Regions from separate parts of the Mus musculus genome. Here region 2 is linked to region 1. A link is a contact called in ENCODE Hi-C or POLR2A ChIA-PET data. All regions are on one chromosome and are shown on one strand. The core of a region is the stretch at or near the end of the contact, and the rest is flanking DNA. Distances in the headings are between cores, read along the strand shown. Region 1 overlaps Smc3 (structural maintenance of chromosomes 3). Region 2 overlaps Rbm20 (RNA binding motif protein 20).

Evidence for each region. A loop is a pair of places that touch in the nucleus more often than their neighbours do. ChIA-PET counts read pairs that join two places held with the same protein, here RNA polymerase II (POLR2A).
Region 2: a map of heart shows a loop between it and region 1 (2.8-fold over the local background). The contact joins two enhancer-like sites. A Hi-C loop is called at or near these places in 20 of 37 maps with a recorded cell type or tissue (ES-E14, T-helper 1 cell, T-helper 17 cell and 8 more). POLR2A ChIA-PET finds 5 or more read pairs at or near these places in 4 of 5 experiments (Patski and embryonic stem cell).

What each region holds. Positions count from the first base shown.
Region 1 is chr19:53,643,644-53,651,594 of GRCm38, reverse strand. It overlaps Smc3 (structural maintenance of chromosomes 3), which reads right to left. Exons shown (of 29, transcript NM_007790.3): 28 at 7,645-7,751; 29 at 5,764-6,888. The coding sequence ends at 6,817. Among named protein-coding and RNA genes, the nearest start is that of Gm46653, 28 kb to the left of the region's middle. Within about 2 kb of position 2,646, at least 2 of the 3 ENCODE cell types and tissues checked have a DNase peak (open chromatin) inside an H3K27ac peak, as active enhancers do; they include heart, where a contact is called at or near this core.
Region 2 is chr19:53,735,284-53,743,234 of GRCm38, reverse strand. All of the region lies in intron 1 of Rbm20 (RNA binding motif protein 20), which reads right to left. Among named protein-coding and RNA genes, the nearest start is that of Gm30943, 15 kb to the left of the region's middle. Within about 2 kb of position 3,177, at least 1 of the 3 ENCODE cell types and tissues checked has a DNase peak (open chromatin) inside an H3K27ac peak, as active enhancers do; it is heart, where a contact is called at or near this core.

The DNA.
Region 1 (7,951 bases), core at 1,397-3,896:
ATAACTGGACTCTATAAAAGAAGCTGTTGATTTATGGGAGAACACACAACTGCTAAATTGGAAATGGCCCGTCACTAAGAAAAGATAGCCCTAAGGATTGTGGGTCCACTGTCCTACTGAACTTTGGCCAACCTTCTGGTCCCCACATTAATTAATGAGGTAAGGAAATTGTTGACATATATTCCTTGTGGATGGGACTCTTCTAGACTTTTCAAAATCACACACATCACCAGAGATCTCCAGTCTCGGGAGGAGGGTGACGCTGAGATGGGAGGACTCTGGAGGATAAGAATTGGGAGGAAGGAAGGTGAAGCGACCATGAATGATAAGGACTGTGCTTGAGGCAGGGATGTGCACCTGTGTTCTGGATAACAATGTGTAAGGCACTGTGGTTAAAGGATAGGTGTACGAGTGCAAAGGGCGTGTGTATGTTTGGGGGGAAGGGGCAACAAAACAACTAACGTGATTGTTGACAAGAGGCGAGGCAACGTGTCAGCCACCCCTTTGCTGGACCTTCTCTGAGCCCGAAAGGGGGATAAGAAAACCTGATCTCAGGGCTGACAGATGGCTCAGGGCTTAAGAACATTTGCTCTACCATCATGAGCACCTAGGTCAGATCCCAGAACTCATTTAACAAGCAGAGCATCCTCATAAATACCTGTAGCCCTAGCTTCAAGGTGGAGAGCAAGATAGGGAGGCAGGGGAATTGCTGGCTTCCAGTCTAGCAGAAAAACCATGCACCCCAGATTCAGGAAGAGACTTGGCTCAGAGGAGGAGGCCGTGATAAAGGAGATATACTCTCCTGGCATCTGCATGCACGCAGACATGCATATAGCACACACGAGCTAAAGAAAACCTGGTCTCCATCCAAGATGGTTTCAAAACAGAAATCCAGGTCCTTAGGTGGTAACAAGGTTTAATTGGTCGGAGGTCAGGTTCTAAAAGGCTTGCTTATTGGTGGGGGCTTGAGGAAGGTATGCCCACATAGAAGACCGAAGAGACATCTGGTCCAAAACATGAAAGCCACTCATGTGACAGTTTGGATTCTGAGCAAGGCCACTGTGGCTTTCCGTACTGGCTGGGCTAGAGACAAGCAGTGACTGGGGTCATCTTAGTTTCAGGAAAAGTTCTCTAAAATCCAGTTTATCCACTTCACAGACCCACAGACCAGCATTTGCTCTGTCAGAGGTCTTAGTAGGTCTGACTGTGCTCGGGGGCAAATTCCCCTGGCTATCTGGGCTTGCCTAATGAGATTTAAAAAAAAAAAATCACACTTCACCAACCATTCTGTATGTTTTTTTTTTTAATAAGATTTTTATTTATGAGTATGTGTATGTTTTTGGGTGAACATGCTGGATCCTGGAGCTGCAGTTACAGGTGGTATGTGGGTGTTGGGGACAGAACCACAGCCTTCTGCATGAGCAGTCACGGTTACCGGCGGAGCCATCTCCCCAGCTCTTTGTTAGTTGCTTTCTCATCACCGTGACCAAAGTACTTGAAAGAGACAAACTCAGGGAGGAAATGTTTATTTTGGCTCAGTTTCAGGGGGATTTCAGTCAATCACAGGGCGAGGCAGGGTGGAGTGGCTGTCCTGACAGGAGCATGAGGCAAGGCAGCTGCTCACATTTTAATGGACCAGGAAGCAGGAATAGATGGAACCTTCAAAGACTTGCCCCCAGTGACTTCACCCCACTTCCAGACCCCAGCCCTTCAGGGCACAGCTGGAGACCAGTGAACAAACAGACCAGGGCTTCAGTCTGTGAGGCCACTGTGAATCCAAAGTACAACCCTCCAAGTGACCACAATGGAGCAGAGACTGCAGCACGGACTCATATGAAAACCTTTCTGGTTTGCTAATGAGACAGGATGGATGTGTGCCCTGCACATACACATGTCTAAAGGAGGTTCTGCTGTCCTACTCAGTCACCAGCTGCCCATTCCCAACGCAGTAAAATGGGTCGCTCAGCTTCGCTTTACCACCTGGTCACCATGCTCTGTGGGTGGAGTGAATTGGGGCAGCACGAGTTTGTGGGAGAAGGTCCTTAAGCCACTCATCCACAGTGACAGAGCATCACCTCTGGTGAAACTTGGAAGTGGCAGGACCTCTTAGGATGGCTTTTCGTGGCTTGGTAGGCAATAGGGTAGAACAGGTCTTCCTGGGGTGTCCAGAGATCACACAGTGACTGCTACCAATAATTCGAAAACACTAAGTGGATTAAAATGCCAAAACCACAGGACACAGAGGGAACTTAGAAACCATACATGAAACAGAACGAAAGGCAACCTCTGCTTTAGGAATGCCAGGCTGCAGAGAACCAGGATGCCTCTGCGCTTAAATGAGGACTCAGAAGGCAGAAGGAACAAAGGAGCAAGCGCGTGCTCTGCAGAGAATAAGCAGGCCTGGCGTGAGGAAGGGTTGCCATCTTTACAACACCCAGGCTTCCTGCTGTTTCCGGAACAGTGACACAACCTGTTGTGAGCGCAGCAGGCACCTTTGCCCCAAAGCTCACTTAGGAGTGAGCTGCAAGCAGTTAACACTTCGCTCATAAAGTGCTGCCCCAGAGGTCTCAGTTATACCACACCCTGACCTCACAGCGGCTGCAACTCTAGCGAGGAATCAGTGTGGAAGAAAACCTGAGATCCCAAATCTGAGGGGTCAGCATGTATCAAGGGCTCCCTCTAGTGGCTACGGGGAAAACAGCTTGAGATTTAGGCTGAGAGAAAATGGAGCCCCTACACAATGCTGAAGAAAGCACCTTTCTAACTGTGAGGAGGCAAGGTAGGCTGGAAACGGCTCCCAAGAAGTCTTTGCCTTAAGTGGCACTGTACATCAGACATTAATAGGCTCTGACACTCTAGTCCCAAATAATTTGGCTCTAAACCCATGTCCTTCAGGCTTTGGGGCTCTATTATATCACCACCACCACCACCACCACCACCACCACCACCACCACCACCACCACCACCACCACCACCACCACACACTTGCTTCTCTGCACACACACCAGAAGGTGTCTGATACCTCGGGACTTAGTTACAGGCAGCTGGAAGCTACCCGATATGGATTCTGAGAACCAATCAGCAAGCGCTCTTCTTAACAGCTGAGCTATCAATTTTAATGGCTGAATAATTTCTTGAAGACACTCAATTACACAGTCCATCAAAGATAATGTTCAAACGTTAAGGTCTCTGGAAAACTCATACCACAGTGTGCCAACCTGACAGAGTAAATATATCCACATTCTTTTTGCAACCCTAATCTCCACGCTGCCTCGTGTTCTGTGTAGCTACTGGCTGCCACAAGGCCTCTTACACCCAGGAGACACTCTGTCTCTAGGAAGGGGTGCCTGTCGGCCACACGGTGGCAGATTTATAGATAACACTGGCACCTTCCTTGCAGAAGCCTGGCAACTGGAGGTAACTCAAGTCTCCCTGGGACATGGGTAAGTGTGACCTAAGTGTTCCTAAGTTGGTGAGTTCTTTAAACAAACAAACAAACAAAAAACTAACAACAAAAAAAGGCAAAGGGCAGAGACAAAGTGAAGGTGGCAATCATCTATAACCTTAAAATTCGTCTTTGTGTAACGTGCAAGGCCACCTGCAAATAAATGTGTGAGTTTCTTGAGAGAAGGGACCCACGGCTTGGTTCTGTTATCTAAGTGTGCTAATATGTTCACTTGGGCCACCTGCCTGATCTGGGCTTCACATCTCATCTGTAAAATTAGAATATTAAACTAAAATAAAGAAATGCATCTCTGGAACTAAATATATTCTAACTGCAAGGTCCCGTTATTTTTAGCTTAATGTGCAAACACCAAAGCCATATTTAAAGAGGACTTGCTTTGCCAAACCTGAGCTCTAGACAAACCAATGTTTCTTGTAGAGATGTTAATCTACTTTATCAAGATTTAACGTGACCCAAGCCGTAACCTATTTCTAGGCAAGGCTACGACTAAACCAGATTTCATTGGCGTTGCTTTTCCCAGGTGAAATTAGACACAGGGCAGCAGGGCCCCACCCTCACAACAGGGCAATGCTATCCAACAACACAGCATATAGAGAGAAAATGAACCCTCAAGGAGGCACAGCTGCCTACAGGCAGTGCCCACTCTGCGAAGCCAGCAGCTCGCTGCTGTGGCCTGTAAGGACCACTGGCTCGGACAGCGAAGTCTCCTCCCAAACACCATCCAACCAGCAGGCTCCTGCGAGCTGAATGGAGAACTAGCTCCTTCTAGAGTTGTTAGGAAACCTTTAAACCATCAAGCCAAGTGAGTGTTTGAAAACACATTTTTGCTGATGCTTAATTTTAAAAAGAATCATTAAAAAATCAGTTTTTGCCCTTTCCCACTTCTGAATTTGTACTTTCCAAAAACTATTCTTAAAATTGTGTCATTAAGCCGGGAGTGGTGGCGCATGCCTTTAATCCCAGCACTCAGGAGGCAGAGGCAGAAGCAGGCGGATTTCTGAGTTCAAGGCCATCCTGGTCTACAAAGTGAGTTCCAGGACAGCCAGGGCTATACAGAGAAACCCTGTCTTGAAAAAAAAAAAAAAATTGTGTCATTTCCTAAAAAATGTCCACACTTTTGAGTACGCAAATCCTAACCAGTCTAATCTGTTATTTAGGACGGATAACACAGCATTAAAGCGCTCTCCTTGCTGATCTCCAGAGGCGACCATCATGAAAGTCCCAAGTTTGATGCACATGTTAAGCTGGGAGTGGTACATACACACCTCTGAGCTGAGTTCCTGTGGAGGCCAGAGCAGAAGAATCACTGGAAGTCAAGAACCTAAGACCCGTTTGTACACTAGAGCTAAACCCCAATTACGGTTAAATAGCTAAGGATGAGGCCTTCCTTCAGGTAGGGGTCTTATGCTCACCGTGTTTACACACGCACAAAATCCTGGTTTAATCCCTGGTTCCAAAACATTATCACAAATTGTAAACTTCTTGGGCATCAACCTGCCACTCACAAACTCACACACCTCTTCTGACGTTGGGGCTGTCAGGCTGGCTCAGCGGGCTAAAAGCACTGGCTGCTCTTCCACAAGTCCTCAGTTTAATTCCCAGCAATCACATGGGGGCTCACAGCATCATGTGATACTGGGAGCTGATGTCCTCTTCTGGCATGCAGGTGTATATGCAGATAGAGCACTCATACATAAAATAAAAATGCATGCTCTGTGAGCCTCAGAGCCTGGGCTTGATTCCTGGAACCCACCCGTGGGTGTAAGGAGAGAACAAACTGCGCAGCTGTCTGACCACTGCGCGTGTGTGCGCCCCTTACATTCAATGAGAAGTCTCACTGAACACGTATTTTAAAGTGGCTTTCCAGGTCCTATTAATGGATACGTGGCTGCTAAAGCAAACTCTTCCAAAGTCAATGATTCCAAGTCACTGATCAATGACATCCACAGCAGCAGCAGCATTTACAGAAGCAAAAGGCAGGAACCAGCAAGCCCGGCTGATGGATGAGCAAGGCTCGGAACATCTCCTCAGCAGGACAGTCGGCACCAGGAAAGAATAAAGTACTCGCACATTACAGGACTGGACCTCGCAACACTGCTAGGTGAGAGCCGCCAGTCACAGGGTTTGTAGGATCCACATGAACTGACTGAAACAAACAGACCCACAGTGTAAGACCAAAGCCACTGTGGTCACCAGAGGCGGAGAGAAGTGGGTCCACTCACAGCTACAGTTCTAAAATTAAAGGAATGAGCACACAATGCTGAGTGCACTAACATGATGAATTACACACAGGCATACATGGGTAAATTTTATGGCACATGAATGGCAAAACCATTTAAAAACAAACAAAATGCCCCAAAGACCTCATGGTGAATGTGGCCTCAGCAACAAAGCCTTACTTTTTTTGTGGTCCTAGAACTGAACACAGTATGTATTAAGTGTCTCCTGGAACTGCCTGGCTTAACCAACAAGGAAACCGCATGGCTCACATTTGGTATCAGCATCTGAATCCCACATAAAACTGCTTTTCTAAATCTATGGCTTTGGTTAAGAGAGTCATATTAAATTGACAATGTTGGAAGGGGTCTAGGGAGATGGCTCAGCAGTTAGGAGCACTGGCTGTTCTTCCAGTGGTCCTGTGGCGGCTCACAAACATCTATAATCAGACCCATGAGATCCAATACCTGTGTGTATGATGTAAACAGAAAAGAATGTTCAAAGGACTCTCATCTGAGTAAAAGCAGGGCTGTTAGCAGTCCTCAAACTCTGCACCACCTGAGGAACTTTTAAGCAAGGTGGTTGGGACAGCACTTCCTTAAGATTGCCTGGGCTAGCCCAAGGAAAGACTTTAGCACTGTGACACTTTGGAAAATTCAAAACAGATTATAAACCATGGCCAGAATTGAAAACCCAGTGAGTAATTAACAGAATACAGAACTGTACTTTTTAGTCCTCTAGTAACTGAAAGCAACACTTTCTTATGCAAAATATGTATTTAATGTTTCTAACCATTGCAAAGACCAAAGGCCACATTTACACTAAGTTAGTCACAAACCAATTATTTAATAGAAGCTATAAAATAATTGGGAAGAATATTTAGAATATCTCAAAAGATTTAAAATAGGAGGACACTTTACAAAAAGCCGCATAGGAAATAAAATTCCTCAGCTATATGTAGAAATGTAACATTACAGGGGAGCTTATAAAATACAAAGACAAGTATAAAAGGACTGTGTACTCTAAATCTAAAAACTCAATAATAACCAAATATTTAGTTTTAAAATTTACAGTTCTGGGTATGGACCACATTATTATACACATCTTCCAAGACAGCAAGCATTATCCTTCAGTTAACCATGCGTGGTATCGTCTTCTACAAAATCTTTGGCCATCTCTGCTGTGATCACATCAATGTGACTAACCTGAAGAACAATAAACGTTAAAGTCTGTTAAATCTTAAAGAACATACAGTTAGTACCTGCACTGCACAGAGTAGTATCCAATATGCACAGCCTACCACCAATAACATTTTTAAATTTACATGCCCAGTGGTTCTGACTCACCGACCGTTAGAAGTCTTTACAACCCTGTCTGTTCACTGTGGAAGAGTAATCGGCGCTCTACAGCCTGGCACAGTGAACCCTGTAATCCCAGCACTCGAGGCAGAGGCAGAGAGGCAGAGGCAGGGTTGCCAGCCCAGGGCAACAGTAACTTATTTTGAGGTTGCTGAGGATCAAGGCCTTTTCAAGGTCACTAGATAAGCAGTCACCACCCACATCTTTTTCTCTTAATGAAAATCAAGGTCTGGGGCTGGTGAGATGGCTCAGCGGGTAAGAGCACCCGACTGCTCTTCTGAAGGTCCGGAGTTCAAATCCCAGCAACCACATGGTGGCTCACAACCACCCGTAATGAGATCTGGCTCCCCCTTCTGGACTGTTGGAAGACAGCTACAGTGTACTTACATGTAATAAATAAATAAATAAATTAATTAATTAATTAATTAATTAAAAAAAAAAAAGAAAAGAAAATCAAGGTCATAAATGGGTGAAAGTTAAAAGCTTTTCATTTTTGAGGAAGACATCATTTAAACAATAACTTTCTAAGTCTTTTTTCAGTAATATAACATAAAATAAAAATAATAAAAAAGTAAATATCAACCTAAAAGAAAGTAAAATTACCTTATTTCTGAACTTTACACCATAGAATTTGTCAGCTGACTCAAGCAGTTCAGGCCTGAAAGTAGTGGTAATAAACTGGGCATGCACGGCTAGCTCCATAATCATATCTGTGAAAACAAAGACTAAGTCAGTAAATCTTTTATCACACCTGAAAATTGAAAAAGCAACTGTTTTTATTTCTGACTACAACTCAAATCTGTCAAAGCAGCCTGTAATTTCTACTGTAGGAATAGAATCTTTAATCCTAGTGTGTGCTACAGCTACAGAATGAGACAGTTTTATTTACTAGAAAGGAACTTTTAGCCCA
Region 2 (7,951 bases), core at 1,928-4,427, 91 kb before region 1:
CCACTCAGTCACAGATGGTTTTAACAGGTAAAGCCCTAGACTTCGGAAACTGAGACAGTGAGCAGAGCAAATGAAATATTACAAGACTTCTTCTGGGAGAAACTTAGGAGCCCAAAGGAAAAAGAACTCAGTGTCTAGTGTGTGCACCCAAGAGGGTCAGCTGAGACTGCTGGCGACCATTTTTGGATACACCCATGGGTGTGCTGGAGATTCACAGACAGAATAGCATTCCTGACAAATAGAATGACGTGGTCATGTCTGTGTGTGTGTGTGTGCATGTGTGCGCATGTATGCATGTGTGCATGCATGTGTATGTGCATGTGTGTGCATCCGTTTTGTGTGTGTGCACTTGTGTGTGTCCGTGCGTGCGTGCATGTGTTTGTGCCTGCATGTTTGCATGCATTGCATGCATGACAAAAATGAAAGGTAATTACTGGAGTCTCTAGAATAATCCTTATTAGTTTCATTCAACAAGGACTGAAACATTCGAGCGAGAGTCTCCTCATGCCACACTCAGATCATTACAGCAGCTACTAAATTGTACTGGCCTGTAGCTTAAACTCTATGCAAAGTATTAAAATAATCACTACCAACACACATAGGCACAGGCAATCTTCAAAATGAAAGAAATGGGAGGAAGAGCTGTGTGTTGCCCCAAACCCACAGTTAACTAGCAGTCATCTCACTGGAACTGTGTGCCTTGTACAGCTCATGCATCAGGTCCTGCTCTGAGAATGACACAGAGTGACATAAAACATGGCTTCGTGGCAATTCAAAGACATGGGAAGCAGGACACGGATTGTCTGGCTCCCACCACCTCTTCTGCGGTTACTATTGCCAGCACTGAGATGGTTCTTCTATCCAGTACAAAGCCAACCTTTCTATCCCAACGGTAAGAAAAGGTTCACACCAGATGTAAGACTGGGGGTGGCAGGGCTCGGTGGTTAAGGTTACCGATTGGCTGCATTTCCAGAGGACCTAGGTTTGGGTCCCAGCACCCACAGTACAGATTATCTGTAATGCCACACCAGACCCCCAGGTGTCTCTAAGCAGAGCAAGACTTCATTTTCCATCATGGACCAAGTGCCACGACTGTGAACCAGCCCACCAGAGAGTAGCAGAGAACCTGGCTTCTCTTACAGTCAATTATCTGTAATTCCAGTTCCTAGGAGCAGACACCCTCTACTGGCTTCTATGATAACTACAGCACAAGATGCTCAGACATATGTACAAGCAAAATACCTATAGATGTAAAAAAAAAGGTGTGTGTATATATATATATATATACATATACATATATATATATATGTGTGTATATGTATATGTATATGTATATGTATATGTATATGTATATGTATATGTATATGTATATATATGTATATATATATATAGTTGCTGTCTAGGAATTCAGAACCCTCAGAGGTAAGGAAAAAACACAGTTGAAAAACTCTGGATAGCTGATGTATAATATGCAAGGAATTCTTCTGTAAGTGACTTAGTGGCTGATTCTCCTGGGACAGTCAGAGAAGGAGAGTCCTGACTCTTTATGTATACACGTGGGTGCTTTTGGCTTTCCAAGCTGCCCCTCTGGGCAGTACAAACTTCTTTCCCTACCCCGGTGGTGAGAGCTTTCTTAAAGTCAGCTCAACCCAATTCTTTAGTTTTTTAGCCACTTCCAGTCTTGCTTAGATTTCTAAGACAACACAGTTCGTTTCAAAGCTTTAATTTCACCACTGCTGCGAGGCTTTCTTGTTCCTTTCTCTCCAGACCAGACAGAGCTATTGCTGTGGTAAAGGCTTCGGAAAACACACACACAAACACACACACACACACACACACACACACACATACACACATACACACACACACATACACACACACTCTCACACACACACACACACACACACACACACACACACACACACACACACACACTGATCTGACCTCATGGCTCCCTACTCCAGACTGCTCCTCCTAGCTTCTCCCAGGCCTGCTAAGTAAAGGGTAGCTGAGAGGGAAAGTCTGATGTCTCCCTCAGCACCTGTCACTTCAAGTCTCACAGAAACACTCCCATCCTGAGACCTACTCTGTGGTCTCTGTGTTCTGTGACAGCAAGAGTCTTCCTCCCACACCACCTCTCTCAAGAGCCTTGGAAAATTTGCATGGCCCATCCCCAGGGTGACATCATCTGTATCCCCCACCCTCAGGATAGCATCTGTATCCACCACCACCACTCCCATGACATCACCTGCATGCCCCACCCCTGGGATGACATCATCTGCATGCCCCACCCCCATGGGAGCACCATTTGCATACCCCACCCCCAGGGTGACACCATCTGCATTCCCCACCCCTGGGGTGACATCATCTGTACGCCTTACCCCCAGGATGACATCATCTGTATGCCTCACCACCTCCCCCAAGGTGACATTGAGAGACAATTTTCTTGGGTTTTGTTGTTGTTGTTGGTTGGTTAGTTGGTTTGGTTTGGTTTGGTTTGGTTTGGTTTGGTTTGGGTTTTTCGAGACAGGGTTTCTCTGTATAGCCCTGGCTGTGAGAGACAATTTTCTTATGGAAAAGTCTTCATGGTCCCTCAGCGATGGAACCAGCAGACTAACTGCTGTGTCACCTGCCCTCCTTCAAAGTCCCAGCACCTGGGACTCACATAGAGTCTGTGTCTGCAACAGTGCACATGCCTAGCACCTGTGGAGGCCAGATGCAGGTATTAGGCTCCCTGGAACTGGAGTTACATATGGCTGTGATCTGATCTGTGAATTCTGGGAACCAAACTTGAATCTTAACCACTGGGCATTCTCTTCAGTCCCCCACATAAATAAATAGATTTAAAAAAATATATATATATATATATTTAGTCAAAGCATTTCTGCCTACAGACACATAAACGAAGAGTGGAACAGAAGATAACCTTTCTACCTGCCTCCTTTGCTAGGTTTTGCGCATAGGAGCTGAGTGTCTATTCTGCTGTGCTGTGTCTGCTGTGGAATGACCATCTCCATGGCAGGCAAGCATCTAAATACCAGTCATCCCCTCCTCCCAGCATTTAAATCCTGGCCATCTCACAAGCAGCAGGAGGGCATTAGCAACACCACATTGTCCAGTGCGGATGACATGTCAACACGGGTTTAGAATCACAAGCTGTTTATCTCACATTGAACCTGACCCCGCTTCAGAAGGTCGCTCCTGTCCTGGTTCAAAGGCAAGCAGAGGTGTGGGCCAGCAGCAGCCCATTTCTGACCTGCGATTAAGGCATGAGGAAGACATGCTTTAAAAATGTTTTAAATTAAAAAAGGAAAGGGCTATTGATAGCCCAGAACTTAAAGTGAAATAAAATTCCATCTATGCCTGATATAAAATGGTATCTTGGGCCCACGTCATCCTCCCTGCGTTTATGAACACCCACTGCATATTTCTGGCATAGTCTGAGCCACCCTCAAACACCTGCCGGCTGGTTTCAAACTCTGCCCTGAACTTCACTTCCTTTCCTGGGGTTGACTTTGGGGATAGGAGTGCTAGGTCCCCAAATCCTCAAGACTGCTACCTAGAATCTAAGTCAAAATTGTATGTTTGTCTCTCCCTCTATAACATAAATAATTCTTGCTTATTGTAAAAATCCCAGGGACATGTTGCAGGACAGCACTATGGCCAGCAGAAGCAACGTAAAAGTTACGTTCTAGCGTGTCCTTAATGAAGTTATACGTCCACTAGTGGTTTTTATTTTCCAGTTGAAATGAATTGGCCATGCAGCTAGTACTACAGAATATTTACCGCGCATTCTGGACTCTCAGGTTAGCAGAAGTAAATGCTTAAGCTCCGTTTTATGTCTATTTTATGATCTACATCTGAGATTATTTACCTCAGAAGATCACTGTTGTAGACTAGATTTGTACCACAATTCCAGTTTTTTTTTATTAAAAACCATTTCCTTCACACTACTCCAAATAAGTCATACCGAATAGATCACTCTCTTAAGAAGGAAAAAAAAAAAAAAAAAAAAAAAAAAAAAGAAAACCTATCAACTGCAGATTAAACTCTGTAAAGTTAAGAATGTTCTTCGGCCACTTAAATGGCAACAGGTTCGTTTTTTACAATGTAAACCAGCCATGTTAAGCAGCCATGCACAGTCTCTCTGGGTGCCTGAAGTTCATTTCCTGTCCAACATGAGCTGGGTCCTGTATAAGCTCTTAAACATGATGAGAATACCACGAATTCCTTCCTAGCTGCTATAAAGGGCTCCCAAAAGCCACCAAAAGGCCTGGACACATTCTTGGGCAATTATGAGGACCAGGAGGAGGCAAGGGTCAGGCCAGAGAAAGAAAAGTGGTCTGTCACGGCGCTCCGCTACACCCAAGCCTCTGCTATTCTGAGCAACAGCTGCAAAACCCTGGCACCCCCAGCTGAGGAGGGACACTCATATGACTGGGGTTTACCCTTCTGATAGCTCAACACTCCAGCTTGGATCCCCATCCCTTCCGGCTCAGGATAGACCAGAACAGCTCTCGCCACCAGGCTTGATTCTGATAGACACATCTTATAGTACTCTGTGCAACTTCCCGTGGCCTTCAGTGAATGTCTAGCAGAACTGTTGAGCTGGGGAAAGGCAAGAAAGGGGATGCAGCTCAGTAATTGGATATCCCTAAGTATGAGGCTAGCCCAGAGATACGTGGGTACCTTCCAGGTGTGAGGCTATCCCAGAGATGCATGGGTACCATGTATGGAAAATGAAGCAGAAACAGTTTATATTTCTTAAGAACTTTCCACCTGCCAGAGCCTACTCCAAGTACCATAGATCATCAGCCTGTACCAAGTGCTACAATTTTGCAGAGAAAGAGGCAGAAGCCAGCTATGAAGACACTATAGATCAAAGTCAACAAACACAGCTACAAAATATCAGGGATGAGACTTAATAGTGGTCTAGAATTTCCAAACATCCTGACCTTGGTGAGACATAGAGCAACATAGCTCAAGCAATCAGAAAAAGTATTGTCTTCAGAGGCTCTTTCATCTGTTACTTTTATAGAGAGTGGTCTCACTAAATACCTGTGGCTGACTTGGCCCTGTCTATGTAGACCAAGCTGGCCTCAATCCCACAGCCTGCCTCTGCCTACATTTTTATTTACTTATTTATTTATTATTTATTTTTGGTTTTTTTGAGACAGGGTTTCTCTGTATAGCTCTGGCTGTCCTGGAACTCACTTTGTAGGCCAGGCTGGCCTCGAATTCAGAAATCCACCTGCCTCTGCCTCCGGAGTGCTGGGATTAAAGGCATGCGCCACCATGCCTGGCACACCTGGAGCTTTTATTTGTGTTTAAAAATGCAGTAACAACACATCAGAATGTAAAATGTAGTAGTAATTTTCTTCACTAAATGAGGCATTTTAATTGGGACATGAAACATTTTCTGTTTCATTAAAGCTTAAATGGGCTGGTCTTCAATCTTTTTTTTTTTTTTTTTTTTTTGCAAACTAAAGAAAAATCAGGACAACAACAATGACCCCGTCCACACAATTTGCCTTGAAATCAGTTTTGTCAAACAGAGAACAGAAGTTATCTGGTTTGGTGTTCGTTGAGTTTTGCTTTCTCTCCATGAAACTGAGGACTCACCAGGAAGAGGCCGTAGCATCCCATGAGAGCTGGGAGGGCAGAGCGGGTGCAGGGAGAAAGCAGAGTGGTGGTGGTGGAGGCTAGCCCCAGCAGCCCCTCACTGAGATCTCCCCTCCTGCAGTGAACCCAGGGCCTCACCACGCTAGGCAGGACCTCTACTCTGCTTGTTTCAGGGATTACTCTTTTCCCTTCTTTCTTTTCAATTTTTATTTTGAGATATGGCCTCACCAAGTTTCACAGCCTGGCCTTCAACTCACGCCTGGATCCTCCTGCCTCAGCCTGCTGCAGCAGCATCACACGCTGGTGCCATGCGGTCTGGCTCTCCACTTTCCTCTTGCATTTAAAGAATATCCTTTTGGGTGAATCCATGACTCTCCAATGACCCTTGTCTTTAACTAAAACAAATATCTTGTGATGATGATGATGATGACGACGACAACGATGATGATGACATAGCTTTTCTTCAGATTCAAATACTTCAGAAATTTTCACGGTCAACTCCCCAAGCCTTGGTACTGGGGTCACCAACACTATCAACTCTGTCTCAGACTCCTCTTCCCTCAACCCTCACCTCCCACCCCACCCCTTTTATCTCCTGGGCCTTTTCAAGCCTTCTGTAATCTGATTGCACAGTCTAATGGCTTTTGTTCCCAACGGTTTGAGACCCAGACCCATGATAAAACATGTCATGAAATTCAAGAAGAACGAAGACCAAAGTGTGGACACTTTACCCTTTCTTAGAAATGGGAACAAAACACCCATGGAAGGAGTTACAGAGACAAAATTTGGAGCTGTGACGAAAGGATGGACCATCTAGTGATTGCCATATGCAGGGATCCATCCCATAATCAGCTTCCAAATGCTGACACCATTGCATACACTAGCAAGATTTCGCTGAAAGGACCCAGATATAGCTCTCTCTTGTGAGACTATGCCGGGGCCTAGCAAACACAGAAGTGGATGATCACAGTCAGCTATTGGATGGGTCACACGGCCCCTAATGGAGGAGCTAGAGAAATTACCCAAGGAGCTATAGGGAACTGCAACCCTATAGGTGGAACAACATTATGAACTAACCAGTACCTGTGAGCTCTTGTCTTTAGCTGCATATGTATCAAAAGATGGCCTAGTCGGCCATCACTGCAAAGAGAGGCCCATTGGACTTGCAAACTTTATATGCCCCAGTACAGGGGAACGCCAGGGCCAAAAAGGGGGAGTGGGTGGGTAGGGGATTGGGGGGGGTGGGTATGGGGGACCTCTGGGATAGCATTGAAAATGTAAACGAGGAAAATACCTAATTAAAACAACAACAACAACAAAAAAAAACATGTCTTTCACACAAGATTCATCACAGAACTCTTTCAATCTCCTGCCCTCCTTATACAGTGCTGGACACGATGGGAAATCTGGTGTCCTGTTTTAATATTTATAGAACAATTCAGTGCCTTCTATAAATTCAAAGGTACAACACAAGCTGGGCTTCATAATCCCAGAGACTGGAAGTTGAAGCCAGGAGAATCAGAAATCCAAGATCACCCTTGGCTATAAGATCCGATCTCAAAAAATAGAGAAATAAATAAGTAAATATAAAGAAGAAAGGAGAGTGAGAGGAAACGGAAGGGGGGTAATGATGGTATATTTTGGTTGCCAACTTCAAGTCTGCATTTCTGGGCATGTCTGAAGAATTTTCTAGATTATGTTGAGGTGGGAAGACCTACCCTCACTGACATCTGAATAAAAAGGGAAAGGTTAGCCAAGTTCTAGCGTTCACCTCTGCTTCCTGACTGCAGATGCAGTGTGGCAAGCCAGCCTTCCTGTGTCGCTTTCCATGATGGGCTGCATTTCTTCAAACTCTAAGACATAATAAACCCTCCTCCCTTGGGTTGATTCATGTAATGGATTTTGCCACAGCAACGAGGAAAGCAATTAATACATAGAACAGGCGCTGAGAAGCAGGGCTATCGCTGTGCCAGACGTGACTATGTGGTTCTTGGGCCTTCGTGAGAGGAATGAGGAAGCGCTCATAACTCTGGATTAGAAATGCCCCAGATTTCATAAACAATTCTTAGTAGATCACTCTGGGAGCTTAGAAGACCATCACGCAAATAGAGACAGGGCAGAGGCCCAGTTCACAGATTTCAGGTGACAACGAGGGCTCCTTGGGAAATGGCCTGGCAGCCATTCATGGGCTCTTAGAGCAAAGAGTCCCCATGTGCTCAGAACTTGAATGAGGCTAAATGATTTATTTGTCTGGTGAAGGAAATTTCATATAGAAATTCCAATCAATAAAATGTATGTCGAGATGAGGAAGAGTGAGGTTGGGAGATAT